Linked DNA regions of Homo sapiens: region 1 is linked to region 2. Evidence: chromatin contacts called from ENCODE Hi-C or POLR2A ChIA-PET data. All regions are on one chromosome and are shown on one strand. The core of a region is the stretch at or near the end of the contact, and the rest is flanking DNA. Distances in the headings are between cores, read along the strand shown. Region 1 overlaps SORBS1 (sorbin and SH3 domain containing 1). Region 2 overlaps SORBS1 (sorbin and SH3 domain containing 1).

The links. Hi-C counts contacts between places; a loop is a spot of excess contacts on that map. ChIA-PET counts read pairs that join two places held with the same protein, here RNA polymerase II (POLR2A). Pooled maps may share reads with other maps.
Region 1: a loop to region 2 is called in a map of heart right ventricle, with 6 times the contacts of the local background. The contact joins two enhancer-like sites. A Hi-C loop is called at or near these places in 24 of 168 maps with a recorded cell type or tissue (Right ventricle myocardium inferior, aorta, ascending aorta and 12 more) and 6 of 50 pooled maps. POLR2A ChIA-PET finds 5 or more read pairs at or near these places in 4 of 52 experiments (A673, H1, K562 and 1 more).

Annotation. Positions count from the first base shown.
Region 1 is chr10:95,541,651-95,544,980 of GRCh38, forward strand. All of the region lies in intron 1 of SORBS1 (sorbin and SH3 domain containing 1), which reads right to left. Among named protein-coding and RNA genes, the nearest start is that of SORBS1, 18 kb to the right of the region's middle. Within about 2 kb of position 1,308, at least 3 of the 41 ENCODE cell types and tissues checked have a DNase peak (open chromatin) inside an H3K27ac peak, as active enhancers do; they include heart right ventricle, where a contact is called at or near this core.
Region 2 is chr10:95,507,506-95,510,760 of GRCh38, forward strand. The region is part of intron 1 of SORBS1 (sorbin and SH3 domain containing 1); the gene reads right to left. Among named protein-coding and RNA genes, the nearest start is that of SORBS1, 52 kb to the right of the region's middle. RefSeq lists an enhancer at 454-2,080. Within about 2 kb of position 1,409, at least 6 of the 41 ENCODE cell types and tissues checked have a DNase peak (open chromatin) inside an H3K27ac peak, as active enhancers do; they include heart right ventricle, where a contact is called at or near this core.

The sequences.
Region 1 (3,330 bases), core at 58-2,557, 34 kb after region 2:
CATGCCCAACCCCCAGAAACCAGTCTTACCCACCCCTGCCAAGCTGGTTTCACCCTGCTCCCCTATGTACCCCTCCCCTCTTGCGGGGATTATCTCCTCTCTAATCCCTCTCTAGGTACCCATGTCATTCCCTTCCTTTGGAGGGTCCTTCCTTCTCCCCTTTCCTCCCTCCTATTGGTCCTTCAAGGCTCTGTCCAAGTTTCCCTCCACAAGGAGGCCTCCCATGACCCCCGCAGTGCTCTCTGACTCCTCTGCACACAATCCTCACTACACACTCAGGGCCTAAGCCTGTTGGCCTCCTGGCTGTGAGTTGTCACTACACTGTCTGAGCTGTACAAGCTTGACCTCATCACCAAACTGCAAAATGACCATCCACCAATATGGCCATGTTCCTTCTGCCTCCAACCTCAGCCTGGCATTCATCCCACAAATATTATCTGAGTGTCTCCAATAGACCCAGAAAGTTCTTGTCCATGTTCTTGAAACCCTCCTTACATTTCAAAGCACAAGTTAAATGCTACCTGTTCTGTGAATCCTTCCCCACACCGCCCCCCACCCTGTCCCCAGGAGCCATCTCTCCACTTTACTCTCAGGCCCTATTTCCCCATGTCCTCCCTGAGATCTAGGACTTCTGTTCCTTACTCATAGCTGGGCCTCCCACAATACCCTATACCAAGAGGATGCTCAATGAGTGGCTTTCACAGTGAACTGAAACAGAATCTGTCCAATTCTGAGGCCAGTCTGGGCTCCTGGGTGGCCTCAAGCTGCCTACATCCAAATGACCTCTCACTGTTCTTCCAAGATTGGATTTGGGCCCAGACTGAGTCAAATGACCTCTTATCATTCTTCCAAAATTAGGCTTTCCTCTTTAATTACACCTTATCTCGCCATACTCTTTGTGGATTCTAATTACGTAATTACTTCAAGCCCTGGGACTTGAAAACAAACAAAGAAAAGAAGGGAGTGTGCGTGATTACACAGGTAAGTAAACACACCAAATATGCTTATTTACATATACCATACGCCATTTTCTTGTTCCTATACAATGTTGTAACCTGCAGAATAAAACCTGAGGAGGGGTCTAAATCACATTAGGATAAAAATCCCACTGGGTAGCAGGAGACCAAGGAGAATGTCATTCTCCTGAGATGGGCTTTAAAGAGCCTTGAAGTCAACCTCCAGCACCCTCCTCTTCCCCTTCTACAATGAAGAGAGGGGCCTCTGTGATCTTGAGCATGTTCCATTTTTAAAGCATGACCAGGCCCGATCCCTGCTAAGCAAAATATATACCCTCTTCTGAATGCCAAGTATTCCTCATGCTGTGTCTCTCCTAAGGCACATTTGCACCACTGCTAGACTATGCCCATGCTGCAGGCAGGGGCCCAGTCTCATCTCTCTTAGTAATCCTAACTCTTAACCCCTCCCAATCCCAGTAGCAAGCCCTCCTCCTGCCTTACTAAAGTATGTGCCCTTCTCCCAATCCACTAAGCCTGCCCTTGCATGTGCCGGTCCCTCTGTCCTCTGGTTGGATTCCAGCTCACCCCCCAACCCACATGCCCTCATGGCACCCTGTACTTGCCCTAACATATTGTTCATCACACTTTGGCATAAAAACCCTTTCGACTATAATCCTAGCTACTCAGGAGGCTGAGCCAGGAGAATCACTTGAACCTGGGAGGCGAAGGTTGCAGTGAGCTAAGATCGCACCATTGTACTCCAGCCTGGGCAACAAGAGAGAAACTCTGTCTCAAAAAACAAAACAAAACAAAACAAAAAACAAACAAACAAAAAAACCCTTTCATTTTCCTACCTCTCCCTTCAGACCAGTAGTCTCCAAACTTTTTGATCACACCTTCCTATTTGTGAAATAGTTTTGAGGATACTTACAAAGTAATTATAAATCTGTACTCCTATAAATAGGAAAGCTAAGTCTTTCCTTTAGTTAAAGCATAAACAGAACTCCAACTGATAAAGCTTTCTTCCTGCCCTCAATGGCTATCTTGAGCACTGCTTATCTACTGCTCTAGTTTAGGAGCTCGGTGAGGACAGCAGGGGTGTTTCATTCTCGTTGTATTCCCAGGATCTCTACCGAACCCAAAACATAATAAATGAAAAAATGAATTAATTTACTTAACAGATAGTGGGGCCCCTCTGTAGGCCAGGCCCGTGCTAGGTACTGGGGACATACTGGTGACAAGAAAGAGCCCTGGCCACTGTTGTCATAACCCTACAGGCTGGTAGGGTGGGCAAACAATGATTTTCCAAAAAAGTGTAACAAAGACCACCGAACCATAAGAGCCCTCAAACAGGAGAGTGTCACCTAGGAAGCAGGGCCAGAGATAATTTCCCCAGAACATGACGCTCCAGGTGAGATCTGAGGGGTAAGAGGCACGAACCAGGTCAGGAAGGAAGGCTCCCTTTACATTCCAGGCTAAGGAAACCACATGCGCAAAAGTCCTGAGGCTGGACGGAGAACGGTAGGCACCAGGGACTAACAGAGGCCAGTAAAACAAAACAAATGCATAAACTCAGCAAGCCCAAGAAGGATGGCGAGCTCTCCTTCTCCCCTTCACTCCTCTCCACTTGTCAAAACAGACCACCCCCGACTACCACCCTCTGAGGCAGTGGCTCAGCCCTGCTACTGCCCAGCCTCTAAGCCAAGCAGAACAGGTGGGCTCTTGGCCTCCCAGCCAGCCCTCCCAAGACTGGACCCTCACATCACCCCTAACCCATGGACCCCCATATCACCCCTTCTGAGGAGCCCAGGGACTCCGAGAAGACACTCCTGAAAACCATGCATGTTGCCATAGGCACCAGCAATCAAAGGTTCCTGGACAGTTAATTTTTTAAAGAGAGTGTTAAATATTTTACATCTTCTAACAGCACTGTTTCTTCCTTGCCTATGATAAAAGGGAACACCCTATACTCCTCAAATTAAGGACTCACTCAAAATAAATGCCAATCTGCAAGACAGCCCAGGGAGGTCTGCACCCTACTGTCAAGGGCATCTTACAACGTCCTCATGACATCCTTGCATTCCTTGAGGGAAGCACCTGGAGAACCCAGAACCATAGGCCACCAAACCCCTTCCCTGCTGGAGCTCCTTTGACCCCAGGAAGGGAAAATTACTCACAATGATGCTTCAGGTGAGTATTTAAATAGCCCGTGCCTTTAATAATTAAAGACAAAACCAAGAACATAAACTGTAATGCAGGCTGGCGGCTGCAGACCCTCCTCCCGGAGCAGCTGTCTTGATGAGAAGCCGTATCTTCTAACAGTGCTCAGGCATGACTAATATTTCCCAGTTCCTAGGGGGCCTCGCCCCCTCAC
Region 2 (3,255 bases), core at 159-2,658:
CAGAGTTAGCTCTCAATATCTTTCTTCTCTCAAAAAAACAGAATTTTAAAACTAAACACACACACATGATCACATAGAGGGAGATATGTGAAAAACAAAACGGGACACATAGAAATTAAAGGGCAGCCAGGCACGGTGGCTCACGCCTGTAATTGCAGCACTTTGGGAGGTCAAGGAGGGCGGATCACCTGAGATCAGAAGTTCGAGCAGCCTGGCCAACATGGCGAAACCCCATCTCTACTAAAAATACAAAAATTAGCTAGGTGTGGTGGCACATGCCTGTAATCCCAGCTACTCGGGAGGCTGAGGTAGAAGAATCACTTGAGTCAAGGAGGCAGAGGTTGCAATGAGCCAAGATCATACCACTGCACTCCAGCCTGGGTGACAGAGCGAGACTCTATCAAAAAAAAAAAAAAAAAAGGAAAGCGAAAGGAAGAAATTAAAGGGCATCTAAGCCAAAAGAGTAGTGGCCCAGACTTTTTTTTTTTTTTTTTTTTTTGAGACAGAGTCACACCCTGTCGCCCAGGCTGGAGTGCAGTGGCATGATCACAGCTCACTGCAGCCTCAAACTTCTGGGTGCAACACCACGCCCAGCTAATTTTTTTAGTATTTTGTAGAGATGGGATCTCAACATTTTGCCCAAGCTGGTCTTGAACTCCTGGGCTCAAGCAATCCTCATACCTCAGCCTCCCAAAGTGCTGAGATTACAGGTGTGAGCCGGCACACCCAGCCCAGACTATTCAGACATGTAAATATTTGACACTTTTGTGGAATAAAGGCTGAATATGGTATTTTTCTACACTGATTAAATCTCCAGGAAACTGCTTCCTAAAAAAGGTCACTGCAATGTTCTCGACTAATGGAGTATATGATGCTGAAAGTTCAAGTCAGACTCATCTAAGCCATAAAAGCCTATCAATAACATTTCTTGCATTTGTATAGTGCCATTACTTTTTTCAAAATGCATCTATTACCTCATTTTATACCACTTATGTCAGAACAAAAGGAAGAGTAATGTGTTGACTGGTTGGACAAACTGTACCGTCAAGAATGCTCCTATCCTCTGAAATGGATGAAAGTTCCAGACACGAATGTCAGATCAGCGGGAAAGAGCTTTCCAATGAGAAGAGCTATCCAACAATGGAAAGAGTGGCTCCTAGAGAGTGAGTTCCTCATTGCCAGAGGTACACAAGTAGAACTGTTAAAACCGTGTGGCTTCCAACTGCTCTAATAACTTTAAGATTCACAGTCTTCAACTTTCTTACAGTGGAAGCCATGGGGGCATTGTCCTGTTGCCTTCTCTCTCATTCCTCATTAATGAGAAAGATGTTAAGCTCACTGACGTAAGTCCCAGTGAAGTCTTCTCCAGAACTCAGAAGGGCCATAAATAGAGAGACAAAGGGCAGGAGGTGGGAGTTATTCACCAGCGTGGAGGAAGCAGGATAAGCCCAGAGGAATGGCCTCTGGAATTATACAAAGAATTTGGAGGTGACTGGGGGTGGCCCTGGGAACAAAGTGAAACTGTCAGAACTCAGATAACAGTCCACGTTCCTGAGATTGGATTGTAGCAGCCCTTCTGGAAAAGGAGCACTTCTTGGGACTTTATACAAATCCAGCTGGGTCCCCCACACACTGCCTCACAAACCCTGTACATCACCAAATATGAACAGAAGCCGTCTTTTGAGAGTTTCCTGAAACTGAGAGCTCAAGGAAGGTACCTTCTAGGACCGCCCCCTTGCCCCAAGTTTTCCAGAGGCCAGCAAACAATGAACTAGGGTTGTATATTTTCTCTACACTCTTACTTTTATGACCAAAGCAAAGGATAAAATAATTGGTAATCTGTAATTTGGTCCAAAAAACAACCTCCAGGAGATGCCTTAAATTCAATCCAGATTCTGACAATCCCCTGGTTTTATTTGGTCTACAGAGCTCATAGCAACACATGGCCCAGTTCAAGCCAATAACTTAGAGTTTTGGAGCAGACTTTAAAAGTCTTATTGGCAAAATCACAAAAGGCCAAAGAATGCACATATTATTCCAAATAAGGAAACCTTGTCCCTCTCGGATAAGGCCTGACACCCAAGATTTTCAGAGAAGACAGGATTTTTCTTCCTCAAAAAAAAAGAAGAAAAAAAAAAAAAAAACAAGGATGAGAAGGGAAAGGAAAAGAGAACCAAATCTTCATCTTACATGGTGATAAGTTAACAGATGATGTCCAAAAGGTAGTAAAACATACAGGTTACTATCAAATGTGGAAGTAAATATCAAAAGAATCAGCTAAGATTTTAAAGTGGCTGCCACCGGGGCAGCAGGGGGCTAACGGTGACGGTGTCGGAGACTGCAGTCATGTAGAAATATTGGATTCTTGAAACTCTATGCCTGTGTAACTCTGGTAAAAATTACAAATTTTAAAAGCTAGAAGAAAGCAGGGGAAGGGCTAATATACACTAAATGCATGCATTTCCAAACTTAAGCTATAAAAAGTAAATAACACTTTAGGTAAATAATAATACTGTATTTAAATATTGTTTATCCATATGTTTCAACCAGAGCACTATATCTTAATAACTCCTTTTCTGATTAAAGTAATACTGTTCACTGTTTTTAAAAAGATAGAAAATAACTCACCCTTCCCCCCACCAAAAAAAGAAAAAATAGTCATAAAATTACCACCCAGAAAAAAACTGCTGGATGATATGAAAGTATTTCCTTTTCTCTTTTTATGTATGCATATATGTATATTCGTGTATCAATACAGACAATTTTCTTTAACTCTTTGGGCTCATCTAAAGACAATAAGGTTTTTGTCTGGGGGAGAAAAAGCTTTTTTTTTTTTGAGACAGATTCTCACTCTCCCTCCCAGGCTAGAGTGCAGTGGTGCAATCTCAGTTCACTGCAACCTCCACCTCCCAGGTTCAAGTGATTCTCCTGCCTCAGCCTCCAAAGTAGCTGGGATAACAGGCACCTGCCACCATGCCCAGCTAATTTTTGTATTTTTAGTAGAGACAGGATTTCACCATGTTGGCCAGGCTGGTCTTGAAGTCCTGAGAAAAAGCATTTTATTTTGAAGATTATTAAATAAATAGGGTCTTTGCTTCTTACAGTACCATCAGTCAGTATCAAGCGTTCATTCTAAAAGGACAGGTAGGTATGTCAGGTTGTCAAAAGTTTTTGGAAAGTGAAGGTATTACCAGGCATGGTGGCTCACACCTATAGTCTCAGCTACTGGGGAGGATCACTTGAGCCTAGGAATTT